Regions from separate parts of the Homo sapiens genome. Here all the other regions are linked to region 2. The links are chromatin contacts, found by Hi-C or POLR2A ChIA-PET in ENCODE. All regions are on one chromosome and are shown on one strand. The core of a region is the stretch at or near the end of the contact, and the rest is flanking DNA. Distances in the headings are between cores, read along the strand shown.

Region 1 (4,350 bases), core at 892-3,391, 540 kb before region 2:
AATGTTTAAAGGCTTCAAACTCTAATTGAATCACCAATCTGAGTGCTAGGGGTGCCAATGCAGCCCTGGAGGGGGCTAAAGAGTCTGCTCTGCCCAGATGTAGGGACGCTTCTCCAGAAACACATCACATGGCCTTGCCTTCACGTCTTTTTCTGAGACTGCAGATCACAACCATTCAAAAGTCTAGCTTTCTGTACCTATTTCCCTAGGAAGAACTCTGCAAGAAAGCAGAGCATGAGTGACCTCCAAGAGCAAATAAAGATAGTGACAAAAGGCAACTTTCACTGTGCACTAACCACATGGCCAGTAGACACCAGGCTACAAGGTTTAATATACAATCTCAAGATTTGTAGCTAAGATTTGAACACTTCATCCTGGGACTTTGGTTCTCTGCTTCCTTTTCTCAAGGGGTGAACTACTGTATCACAGAGTATTTCAAACTAAGAGGCACCAAGAGGAAATTTAGTTACTTAAGAGAAAAGCTCCAGCAGTTACCACACTACAAAATATAATTACTTGTGTAATTATATATACACATTTTTTTTTTTTTGAGACGGTGTCTCGTTCTGTCACCCAGGCTGGAGTGCAGTGGTGTGATCTCGGCTCACTGCAACCTCCGCCTCCCAGGTTCCAGCGATTCTCCTGCCTCAGCCTCCTGAGTAGCTGGGATTACAGGCACCGGCCACCGCGCCCAGCTAATTTTTATGTTTTTAGTAGAGACAGGATTTCACCATCTTGGCCAGGCTGGTATCGAACTCCTGACCTCAAGTGATCCACCCACCTCAGCCTCCCAAAGTGCTGGGATTACAGGTGTGAGCCACCACGCCCAGCCTATTTGTGCAATTATATTTTTAATGTCCATCTCTTCTAATAGTCAAGCTGCAAGAAGACAGGGACTGCATATGTCCTGTTTATCACTGTGCCTGCTTTTGGCACAGTGTTTGACACACAGCAGGTACTCAAGAAATGCTTGTGGAACAAAAATTAGCCAGTTATGGTGGCTTGCCTGTAGTCCCAACTACCTGGGGGGCTCAAGCGGGAGGACTGCCTGAGCCCAGGAGGTAGAGGCTGCAGTGAGCTGAGATCATGCCACTGCACTCCAGCCTGGGTGACAGAGGGAGACCCTGTCTCAAAACAAACAAACAAACAAACAAACAAACAAAAAAACAAAAAACGAAATGCTTGTGTAAAGAGTCAGTGAATGAATGAATGAATGAATCCCAGGATTTGTATGAAGTATGACTAAACTTTCCTGCCCTGTCTTAGCAGGGAGAGAAGAGGCAGGAGGCTGGCAGGATTCTTCCAGGTGAAACTGAGAAACTGGTCTTGGTCACTGTCCCAAAGCCAATTAAAATGGCTTTGGCCAGGACAATCTCTCCTGGACATCTGTCTACACCAAAAGTCCCAACGTAGAGCTGGAAGTGGTGCCTTCTTCCTCACCCCTCAAGGAAAGTTTGAAGGTCTGTACTTAAAGAGCCAACCTCATCACAATTGTTTTCTGAGCACCTCATCTCATTAGAAATGACAGCTAACAGAGAAAGGTAATTGCCCTGTTAAGGCATGTCAGGTATTATGTTAAAGTTTTACATATATCGTGGCTCCTAATTCATATTACCCCCATTTTACAGATGTGGAGACTGAGATTCAGAAAGGTGAAACCACTTGTGTGAGGTCCCCACTGTCCTTTAACCACAGCAATACTGCTTGCAAGACACAGAGGGCTCTTCTTTTAAAAAATCTTTTCTGGGCCGGAACCTGATAAAGAGTTTCCCAGCCAAGAGCAAACTTATGCAGTTAAAATTCAGTATAAAACACGAAAGAAGGGCTATGAGAATAGCTACCCCCTGCCCAGTTGTGTTGCAAGCTACCACTAGGCTAAGTTCGTAAGACACTTAAAAAAAAAAAAACCCCACTCAACGTCTCTTTCTTTTATTTTCATGAGGATAACAGCACTTCCTGCTCTTAAAGAGAATTTATTACACACATTTCTTTTGCAAGACAAGTCCCAGAGGCCAGGAGGCCCTTCCAGCTGGCGGAGCAGCAACGTTTCCAACTATAGAAGTGGATCCTGCCCCCCACCCCAGAGAAAGGCAGTGTGAGTCTCAGAAAGCAGGCACTTAGCCTAGCGGAAGGGCTCGCCCCAACCCGCCTGCCTCACAGGGTAGCAAAGGAACTGCTGGTGGGCTGGAAACTTGGCTCAAAACCACAAGGGCAAGCACAAAACCTTTTTTTGGATTCTCCTGTTTTATCTATCAAATTATGGGCATTTTGCATTTTACTGTACCATACGCCTTCATTGTTCTACTATAAAATGGCATTTCAAACATCTGGATAACACCTCTGCTCCTCAGAAGGCATCTTATTTATCCTGTGGTTTGGAGCCCCAACACAATCTGGCCACCCCTGTCTTTACCCTTCACCCAGGGTAGAAGGAGGATTCCATTTTTAAAAGCATGGGTTGAGCTAAGAAGCTGCATCTCCACTCGCTGTGTTTTTTGGGGGAGTGGGGGGTGGCACTCCATATAGAGGGACTTTCAAGGACACTGGGTCTGGGGGACACCCTCTTGCTGGCAGCAGAGGCTTCTCTCAGGCCCCTTCCCCAGGGACTAAGTGCTACACATTGGTGAAGGGCCTCAGTGGTACATGCAACTAGGGATGTACTAATTTGTCACCACAGCCTATAGAGGAGCTGACAGCTGAATCCCCACTCCCACCATCCAGGCTTCCAGCTCAGGGTGGCCTGCTTTACCCGACACTCCCCACCTCCTGCCCCACTCACCTCTGGGGTTCCCTTCACCCCCCAGGGCTCCATGAGTCTCGGGAAGGAGTCACATCTACAGATCATCAACTCCCTGGGAGGACCCAGGGCAGAACTCTATGATAAGGGCTCTGAGGCTCACTCGCCTGGGGTCACAGATGTCCTCGGGCAAAGCCTGGGTGTTTTGGCAAAGCCAGGCTGCACCTCCCATAACAGACACCTTCCTGTGTAGCACCTGCATCCTGCTGACAAAGGACAAGCTCCCCAGGGACAGGGCCTGTGCTTTCTGTCCCCAGCACTGAGCTAGGCCCACTAGGTACTCTTAAGCACTTGCTGATTTTGATCAGCATCAGCAGCTCCCGGTCCAGAGACCCAGGCCTCTGCCCACTGGCTGACTTCTGGGGACTCTGACTTCCTGAAAATGCAGCTTTCTACCTCAAGACAGCCTGCTTGGGGAAACCCCCACCGCTTGGCCTGCCCTTCCGCCTGTGTCTCTGCCCAGGCCAGAGGAGGACACTACCTCAAACAGTAGCCCTCCAAAACATGCGGCTGGCCTCCAGGTCTCTCCCAGAACTGTCCTTCACACCTCCGGCAAGTCCGGGGTGGGGCAAAAATTTGTTAATTCCCCAGCCCCTGTGGGAAGGACATGGAGTGGTGGACTGCCCCCACCCACACTCCCTGACGTTGCTTAGATCTTTGAACCAGGCTGGAGAGCCTCCCTCCCTCTCCTTCAACCTAGCCACAGCTTCCACTCCCCACCCCCTCAAAAATACTCAAAGAAGCTTCCAGGGAACAACCAAGCCAGGAACTCCTGTTTTAGGCAAAGGGAAGGGAAAAGTCTATGGCAGTTGTCTTTTTGCTTTTTTTGCTTTTTTTTGTTTTTGAGACAGAGTCTTGCTTTGTAGCTCAGGCTGGAGTGCAGTGGTGCAATCTCGGCTCACTGCAACCTCCGCCTCCTGGGCTCAAGTGATCCTCCTGCCTCAACCTCCTGAGTAGCTGGGATTACAGGTGTGCATCACCATGACCAGCTAATTTTTAAAATTTTTTTTAGTAGAGACAGGGTTTCACCATGTTGGCCAGGCTGGTCTTGAACTCCTGACCTAGAGTGATCTGCCTGCCTTGGCCTCCCAAAGTGCTGGGATTACAGGCATGAGCCACCGCACCGGGCCTATGGCAGTTGTTCTTAACCCTGGATCCCAATAGCAGGTCTTGTTAAAAAAGTACAGGTACTAGGGGGCACAGTGGCTCACGCCTGTAATCCCAGCACTTTGGGAGGCCGAGGTGGGCGGATCACGAGGGCAGGTCAAGACAAGCCTGACCAACATGGTGAAACCCTGTCTCTACTAAAAATACAAAAATCAGCCAGGCATGGTGGCGTGCACCTGTAATCCTAGCTACTTGGGAGGCTGAGGCAGGGGAATTGCCTAAACCCAGGAGATGGAGGTTGCAGTGAGCCGAGATCACACCACTCCACTCCAACCTGGGCGACAGGGTGAGACTCCGTCTCAAAAAAAAAAAAAGAGTACAGGTACTGGCCAGGTGCGGTGGCTCATGCCTGTAATCCCAGCACTTCCTGAGGCAGGCAGATCACT
Region 2 (4,156 bases), core at 675-3,174:
AGAGGCCAGCCTTCTTGCCTGGGTCACGCAGCCACTAAGTGAGTGGTTAATCTGAAACTAGCACCTAGGGGAGCTGGCGAAGGGGCCCAGGGTAGCAGAGGCCATGAAGAACTCTTTCCAAGTTGTTGTTTTTTTTTGTTTTTTTTTTTTGGGGGGGGGGGACAATGTCACTCTGTCAGTCAGGCTGGAGTACAGCGGCTCAATCTCAGCTGACTCCAGCCTCCTCCTTCCAAGTTCAAGCGATTCTCGTGCCTCAGCCTCCTGAGTAGCTGGGACTACAGGCGCGCGCCACCACGCCCGTCTAGTTTTTGTATTTTTAGTAGAGACAGGGTTTTGCCATGTTGCCCAGGCTGGTCTCGAAGTCCTGGCCTCAAGTGATCTGCCTGTCTCGGCCTCCCAAAGTACTAGGATTACAGGCTTGAGCCACTGCACCCGGCCCAGATTGGTTCTTTAAAGCGGAGTTGAGAGGTGGCGCTGGAGGGGAGGAAGCCCTTCGACATTTGCTCCCAGCCTCAAAACTGGGTTGCACCGGCATCTGTTCCTAGCCCTGTGGGGTTCCTGGAGCCCCGCCTTGTCCCGCCCGGCCTCCCTGAGTTCTTGTCCTCCCCCTGCCCACCAGTCTCAGTGTGCGGGGTGGGGACCACCAGGCTGGGAAGCCCAGAGTTCCCAGGCAACTCGTGCGCCTGGGAGGGTCATAGAATCCGTCCTACACTCCTCAGGATCTTGAAGGGGGCTCTTCCTTACATTCCCAGTCACCCCTCCCCCAGCCCCTACACAGGGCCTAGGTAACCTGTCTGCACCCCACTCCCACTCTGTATCAGCTGCCCTCTTCCTCAGCACCCTATCCCACTGGAGCACCTTTTCCAACTCCAGTCGCCACTTTTAATCTGCCGCCTTTTCCCAGCAGCCAGTCCTGATTGCCTCCTCCGTAGCCCCAGTTGCCCACTGCTTTAGATAGTGTCGCAGCTGGCTGTGAGGAGTGTCCTGATTCTGTAACCCGGCACCTCCTCCACAGGGCCCTAGACGCCTCAAGCCTTCCAGGACGTTTGTTGATCAAAGGCGAAGGATGTGTAGAATCTTCGTCCATCTACGAATTAATTCTCGAAACCTGCTTCGAGTGGGCCTCGCGCGTAACACAGGGGACACTCAGTGGTGAACGAGACCACTCGCTTAGGCCTAGCAGCGAGGTGACCGTTCACTCAACACACACTAACTGGGTCCCGCAGGACACGCCCCGGCTGGTCGCGGGGGTTACCCGGGGTGCCCTCAGTCGGCCGGCCGGCCATAACCGGCGTGATCTCCTCGCGCCGAGAGACCCAGCAGGGACCTCGCAAAACCCAATCCACGTTTTGTTTTATTTTGTCTTTTTGCCTCTCAAATGCATGGAAATTGGCTGCTAGTAGCTTTGCTACAGGAGAAAATCGCTAATCTGTAGTGCAAAATCGGCGCACAGGGGTTTTCTCTGAGATTGTCTAGACGCCGCGCGGGCGGGTCGGAGGCGCCAGACACATTGTATCCGGAGCGCGGAGCTCGGGAGCAACAGTCGCCGCCTCTACTCTGTATCTGCGCCGCCCCAGGCGCCCAGTGTCCGCGCTGGGCCTGGGACTGCCCTCGGGGGATGGGGCCCACGCGGGCTTTGATGGGGGGCCGGGGGCCACTTTGTCCACCCAGGCGAGGCTTGGGTCCAGCGCCGGCCACATCAACTCCCGGGGGATCTAGCAGCGCGGAGGCCAAGCAGGAGGCCCAGGAGCCCCGCGCGTCTTCCATTAGCGCAGGGACCTCCGGGCCACAGCTCAGAGAATCGGAAGGCCTCCTCCCCCTTCCCGAGCGCTGCCACTGGGGCCGAGGTTTCCAGCAAGAACCCGCGTGTCCCTGCGCACGCACACACGGTGCACACGTCAGTCCGGCGCCTCCCCGTGCCCCGACTCACGCAGGTCCTCCCGCGCGCCCGCAACACGCCCGCAGGCTCCTGTGTCTGCTGCCGGGGCAGCGGGGCCCGGAAGGGTAAGAACGCGGCTCGCTAGCGGGATGGGGACCCTGGCCCGGCCTGGACGCTGTCCCGGGCGGGGCCTGGGGGCGGAGCGCGCCGGGCCGGGCGCGCAGGAGGGGAGGCGGGTCCGCGCCGCCGCCGTCCGCGCCGCCCCGCCCTTGGCCCAGCCGCTCGCTCGGCTCCGCTCCCTGGCTCGGCTCCCTGCCTCCGCGTCGCAGCCCCCGCCGTAGCCGCCTCCGAGCCCGCCGCCACATCCTCTGAGGTAGGCGCAGCGGAAAAGGACCCCGGCTTCCTTGCGCCCTGGACGGCGGGGGCCAGGCCCCTGGGGAGCTGAGAGGGAGGCGCTGAGGGAGGAGCGGGCGAGGGGCCCCGGCAGCCCGGCCGCGGGGAGGGATCGCGAGCGGCCGGCGCGGGCCTGGCTGGTGAGCGGGCGGGCAGAGAAGGCCGCACAGGCGGGTGCCGAACAGGTCTGGGCTGGGGAGCGCGAGGCCGAGGGTCCAGAGACGCCTGCGGCTGGCGGCGAGAGGCGGCCCGGGCTTGCGGGCGGAAGTGCAAGGGCGGCCGCGTGGAGGCCCGGCGGGCCGCGCGTCTAGGTGACCTTCCCCGGCGGCGCCCTCTGGCCCTGGATCCCACCAGCGTGCATCCGGCGGGGACCCGTTCGCCGCCCACGCTCGCCGGACCAGGCCAGCGGGCGGGTGCCGGCCACGCTGCCGCCTCGGGGATGAGCTCACGTGACGACCGTGGCCCCGAGTCCCCAGGCCCACGCGCCCTGGCCGGCCCACGCCCGCAGAAGCTGGCGCCCGGCACCGCCCGCCTGTGCCAGAGCCTTCTAGAGCGGAACGCGCCGGCCGAGAGTCGACTTAGGCGGTAGAGGCCGGAGCTCGGGCCTGGGCTGAAGGTTTGGCCTCGGAAAAGGAGGCCCCACGGGGAAGGATGTGGCCTTCTTGGTCTTAGGAGTGATTACTGGTTCGGTCGTTCATTCATTCGCCAAATGCGGCGGTGCATTCTGGAAACTGTTTCGGAGCCTGACTTTGGATTAGAGGCCCGCAGTCTTAGTGGTTTGTACAAGGTCACACAGCTGGGAAGTCCCCATACCTTCGTTTTCTCATCTATAGGACGGGAGCAATTGTACCTCTCCTTCGATGAGTTTTGGGGAATAATAAAATGAATTAATTAGCATGAAACCTTTAGAACAGTGCCGGTGTGGAGAAGGGCTAAGTAGAAACCCTGACACCCTTGGGGCTTTTTGGGTGAATCCAGCCCATCCCCCGCAGACCATTTTGCTACACGTGGCGTTGTGGAAGGGGTTCAATAAATGTAGCTCCTGTTTTTAAACATTCTTTCACTATTATTGACAAGCATTTGTATACCAGGTATTGAGTAACTTTCAGCTTAATTTATGAAAAATCTTGTAAGTTTACAAATGGACATTGTCAAGCTGGAGCAGTAAGTTTGCATGTGGAGATCTTGAATGCAGGAGCAGACCCTGGTTTAGAGCCCGTTCCGCCCGGGGTCCCTGTCCCCTTGACTAGCCTCCCCTCTCCTGGGGAGATAGGGGAAAGGGCTCCTCTGTTGCCTAAACTTCTCCACTGAGGCAGGAGAAGGCCAGAGCAGACTACCGAGGGCCAGCCTTCATTCTGCCCACCCCAGCTCTGGACCAACTCAGCTCCTAAGGGTCAGACTGAGGCACTGAGGCCCTGTGCTACTTTGTCTTCAGTGCCTGGGGTGGTGCTGCCTGGCACACAGTAGGTGCTTGAGAAGGGTCTGTGGGGGTAAATGCACTCTTGTGTCAGAATCCACCCATCTTTACTGACAGAGTTTTACTATTCCAGTACATGGCCCATAGTAGGTGCTTATTGAGTATTTGTGGAATTATTGAATGGGCATATGAAGGGCTGCAGGCCCAGACCATAGTCCTTTGATCCTGGACTTTTTTTTTTTTTGAGACAGGGTCTTGCTCTGTTGCCAGGTCTGGAGCGCGGTGGCACCATAACGGCTCATGGCAGCTTCTGTTTCCTGGGTTCAGGCAATCCTCCCACCTCAGCCTCACAGAGTATCTGGGATCCCAGGCACACACCACCACGCCTGGCTAATTTTTGTATTTTTAGTAGAGTCGGGGTTTCACCATGTTTGCCAGGCTGATCTCAAACTCCTGGCCTCAAGCAA
Region 3 (4,376 bases), core at 749-3,248, 750 kb before region 2:
GCCTGGCGAAAGAGCGAGACTCTGTCTCAAAAACAAAAACAAAAACAAAAAAACAACCAAGTAATACCAATTTCACCTCTGTAATTCCCTTCACATTATATCACCTCCACAGAGTTCCAACCGTCACTATTCTATATCAGACATATCTACCTAGGAGATTCTTAAAGACTGTAGTCTTCCTGTTTCTATTACTTTTCCATTAAATCTTACTCATTGCTGCTAAGGAGAATTCTGATTCTATTACACACTTTTTACTCAAAATCTTCAAAGGTTCACAAACAAATTCTGATCTTCAAAATCTACAATCCACCCGCTTTCTGGGCCCAAGTCCTATTCAGGACCTACCTCCTACTACTTCTCAAAAAAGATAAAATCCCTTCATGAAACCTACATATGCAGAAAAATTGGGCTTTTTAGCTATTTCTCTAACACCTTGCGCCTTCCCACCTCTAAGCCTTTCATGATTCCCTGAACAAACCTAGAGCACAGGCCATGCACACCAGAGAGGTAAAGGAGAAGGCTGACGGGCTAGAATGGACCTTCTTGTGAAGGGCCTTGAAGGCTGTCATAGAGTTTAAATTTCATCTTGGAAGCAGTAGAAACCAATGGAGACTAAGTCAGGGGCATGCCATCATCTTATCTCTACTTCAGAAGTGTCACTCTGGCTGTAGTGTAAGGGATCTAACAATTAGGAGAGCAACAGAGGAAGACAATCAATTCAGAGAATCAATTTAAAACAGATGTAGTAGTCTGGACAATAAATAATTAGGGCCTCAATTAAGTCAGGGACAACCAGAATGGGCAAAGGATGTAGAATCTAACAGGCTGTGGGTAGTGAGAGAGAAGAATGAGTCAAATAAATATCACTTTCAGATTTCTGGTCTGGACAGCCTTCCGGAGATTTAAAACACCGTCACAGGAATTTTCTGTAGTTAAAGAAATATTTTTTATCTTCATCCAGGTGATGATTACACGGTTTATATATTTGCTAAATTTCATCAAGCTTTACCCTTACGTTTTGTCCATTTCCCTGATTGTTAATTGTACCTCAACAAAGAACTGTTAGCACTAACAACAAAAGCCTTCATTGTTCCTAGACATAAAATATCTTTCAGTCATTGCTAAATACATAGCAAATAGTCATTTTTAACATAAAAATCTCAAGGTTCCTAACAATCTATCAACAATCTAAAGTTGTGATGAGATCTAATGAGTTCTAATAAGAGCTCATAGTCCACAACTTCAAAAGGACAGAAAAGCAGGTAACAAAGTTACCTGCTTAAATACGAAATCTATTTGCGAAGTAAATGCCCACGCAACAAGTATTTATTGTAGCCCAGTAAAAGCCTAGTCGTGTATAGTGCTGTCGATGCGGTAAAAATGTCTGCCCACACGCTCCTTTCAAGTAACTTGGGAAAAGATCATACGCGCACAAAGAACTAAAATACAGAATGACAGGAGTCGAGGAAATGTTGGAAACGCGAAGCAATAAGCAATCCAACTGGGATCACTTCTGACTGAAGTAATCAGGGCAGGCTCCCTTGAAGTGGCGGGATGTGGTGCCCAATCACTAACGTCCTGGAGGGTTGTTCCCGCTCCAGGGGCTCGAACCCTCTGATGGTAGTGCAGGGGAAGCCGTCGCTGGCCCAAACACAACCATTCCCTCAGCCGAGGTCCCCCAGCCCTTCCAATGCTCGCGGGGCAGCGCTGACCGCACGTGGGGCCGCGCCAGGCCTGGCCCGGCGGCCACCTCAACTCCCGCCTCTTCTCACGACCCCAAGAAGCCGCTCGCCCGCTAGCCCGCTCGGCGCTCTGCCTCACCGTGACTCCCGACCCATGCTGCCGACCGCGGGAATACTGGTGCCCTTGAGTACCACGCACAGGCGAACCGGACAAACAAGGAGGCTGAGCTGCCCTCAACGCCCGGCAAAGACCAGCGCTAAACACTAGCAGCACCTACAGCTGTGGCGGCCATCCCAGCGCGGCCAACGAAAACAGGACGTGCTGGCGCCGGCAGCCGAAGGAAGAGAAAAGCCGACCGGAAGCTGCCGCTCTTCCACAGCGCCCCACCTCGACTGGAGGACGCACAGCGCCGGCCCCATCGAAAGGTGATGCCTTCGCCCCGCCCAGTCTTCCCGGCGCCCGCACCACGCCCGGCTGATTAGTGCGATGGAGCGCAGCGCGTCAGCCTCGCCGGCCCGTGAGGGTGTTTCGCGCCAGAGCCAAAGAGGCGTCCTGGGCAGGCTGATGTCTGCCTTAATTTGCGCTAAATAATGCGGCAACTTTCTCCGTACACGCTCTTTATTCATGTATACATTCACTCATTTATTTATGTTGTCATATGCCAGGCTTGTGCTAGATCCTGGGGAGCTCACAGTCTATCCGGGAAACAGATGACTAAAGCCAGCACAGTGGCTCACGCCTGAAATCCCAGCACTTTGGGAGGCTGAGGCGGGAGGATCTATTGAGCCCAGGAATTCAAGACCTGGGCAACGTAGCCCTCGTCTCTGCAAAGAAAATAGTAATAATAATAGACTTGACTAAAAACACAAGCAGAAGTAATACAGCAAGGAGAGTCCACCATTGGAGACGGATTCAGAAAACACGTTTCCCTTGGAAGTGAACTCTGAGGTGAGATTTGAAGACCCGGTAGGTGTTAACCTAGTAGAGAACAAAGAGCTAAAAATACTTTGGCAAAAGATTAGTTCTCAACATTGCTTGCACTGGGAAGCTTAAAAATAAAACAAAAAAACAAAAAAAGGGCCAGCCATGGTGGCTCATGCCTATAATCCCAGCACTTTGGGAGGCCGAGGCAGGAGGATGGCTTGAGCCCAGGAATTCAAGACCTACCTGGGCAACATAGCGAGACCCTCTACAAAAAATAAGCAAAATAATTAGCCAGGTGTGCTGGCACGCCTGTGGTTCTAGCTACTTGGGAGGCTGAGGTGAGAGGATCATTTGAGCCAGGGAGGCTGAGGCAAGAAGATTACTTGAGCCCAGGAGTTTGAGGCTGCAGTGAGCTATGATGACTCCAGCCTGGGTAGCACAGAGAAATCTCATCTCTAAAATATTAGTAAATAAAATAGAAGCCTGGGTTCCACCCCTATGTTCTGATTTAATTGGCCTGGAGTGCTTCTTGTGCACTGGGAATTTTTAAGCTTCCCAGGTAATTCTGAAGTACAGTCAAGATTGAGAACATTATTCGAGAGTTTGGGCACCAAAAAAATGTATATGTATTGTCTCATGCAACACACACAGAAATGTTGAATTTTTTTTGTTTTTTTTTTTTGAGACGGAGTTTCGCTTTTGTTGCCCAGGCTGGAGTGCAATGGTGAGAGCTCAGCTCACCACAACCTCCACCTCCTGGGTTCAAGCGATTCTCCTGCCTCAGCCTCCCAAGTAGCTGGGATTACAGGCATGCACCACCACCCCAGCTTATTTTGTATTTTTAGTAGAGATGGGGTTTCTCCATGTTGGTCAGGCTGGTCTTGAACTCTCGACCTCAGGAGACCTGCCCGCCTCGGCCTCCCAAAGTGCTGGGATTACAGGCATGAGCCACCGTGCCCGGCCATGTTGAGTTGTTTTTGCAAAAAGCTATAATGGAGTTGGAGAAAGGCTCATATTTTTACTTTACTTGCCTCTGTACTATTTTACTTTCTTACACCTAAAGATGATGGAAAAGTTCTGTGTCTTGATTTTAGTGGTCATTGAATAGATTTGCACATTTTTCAAAATTCACTGAACTGTACCCTTTAACTGTACATGACTTATTGTATGTAAATTTTACCTCAACATAGTTGATTAAAGAAAAAAAGCAAACCAACGAGTGACACTCCAAGATGAGTTTATGCTCCCCACGCCCCCCGTGGCTTGCTGCCCACCTGTGGTAGCTGCGAGAAGCATTGAAGAGGGATAGAGACTGGAGGTTCTGGCAGTCCATGCCAAGGGTAAGAAGGCCTGAGCTAATTAATGAGTGACAGGATGGACACCAAGGAGGGTTAGGAATCCCCCTGTAAATTGTTTGGATGTGGGCTGCAGGTAGGGAATGTGGATTTCAACCTAAAAGACATAGAAAACCACCAGTGGCTTAAACAATGAAGACTGAGAAGTGATCAGATTCTGGGTGTATTCTGGAAGCAGCTCTCAAAGCGCCAATAGATAAACTGGATGTGAGCTATGACGGAAAGGAAGGAATAAAAGATGACTGCCAGGTTTTCAACAGAGCTATTGTGGACTGTGGTGAATTTGTGGAGATGAGAAAAGCATGGAAGCAACAGATTTAGTGGAGGAAATAGAGAAAGTCATTGAGTTTGTTTCAGTCATGTGATATTTGAGGTGCCTACTAGACATCCAGGAAATAACAGCTACAAATAGAG

Evidence for each region. A loop is a pair of places that touch in the nucleus more often than their neighbours do. ChIA-PET counts read pairs that join two places held with the same protein, here RNA polymerase II (POLR2A). Pooled maps may share reads with other maps.
Region 1: a map of OCI-LY7 shows a loop between it and region 2 (24-fold over the local background). The contact joins the enhancer-like site here to the promoter of VDAC1 in region 2. A Hi-C loop is called at or near these places in 1 of 168 maps with a recorded cell type or tissue (OCI-LY7), 2 of 37 single-sample maps with no recorded cell type and 4 of 50 pooled maps. POLR2A ChIA-PET finds 5 or more read pairs at or near these places in 3 of 52 experiments (B cell, activated CD4-positive, alpha-beta T cell and naive thymus-derived CD4-positive, alpha-beta T cell).
Region 3: a map of CD8-positive, alpha-beta T cell shows a loop between it and region 2 (4-fold over the local background). The contact joins the promoter of DDX46 here to the promoter of VDAC1 in region 2. A Hi-C loop is called at or near these places in 1 of 168 maps with a recorded cell type or tissue (CD8-positive, alpha-beta T cell), 1 of 37 single-sample maps with no recorded cell type and 10 of 50 pooled maps. POLR2A ChIA-PET finds 5 or more read pairs at or near these places in 1 of 52 experiments (WTC11).

The regions. Positions count from the first base shown.
Region 1 is chr5:134,542,968-134,547,317 of GRCh38, reverse strand. The region is part of intron 3 of JADE2 (jade family PHD finger 2); the gene reads right to left. Among named protein-coding and RNA genes, the nearest start is that of JADE2, 19 kb to the right of the region's middle. RefSeq lists enhancers at 2,158-2,497, 2,758-2,857, 2,918-3,187, 3,288-3,517, 3,618-3,717. Within about 2 kb of position 2,141, at least 20 of the 41 ENCODE cell types and tissues checked have a DNase peak (open chromatin) inside an H3K27ac peak, as active enhancers do; they include B cell and OCI-LY7, where a contact is called at or near this core.
Region 2 is chr5:134,002,743-134,006,898 of GRCh38, reverse strand. VDAC1 (voltage dependent anion channel 1) reads left to right here and starts at 1,924. Exons shown (of 9, transcript NM_003374.3): 1 at 1,924-2,004. RefSeq lists enhancers at 1,081-1,150, 1,191-1,250, 1,321-1,440, 3,091-3,140, 3,151-3,200 and silencers at 1,611-1,660, 1,701-1,760, 1,821-2,860.
Region 3 is chr5:134,756,401-134,760,776 of GRCh38, reverse strand. It overlaps DDX46 (DEAD-box helicase 46), which reads right to left and starts at 1,998. Exons shown (of 23, transcript NM_001300860.2): 1 at 1,822-1,998. The coding sequence starts at 1,838. RefSeq lists an enhancer at 1,734-2,223.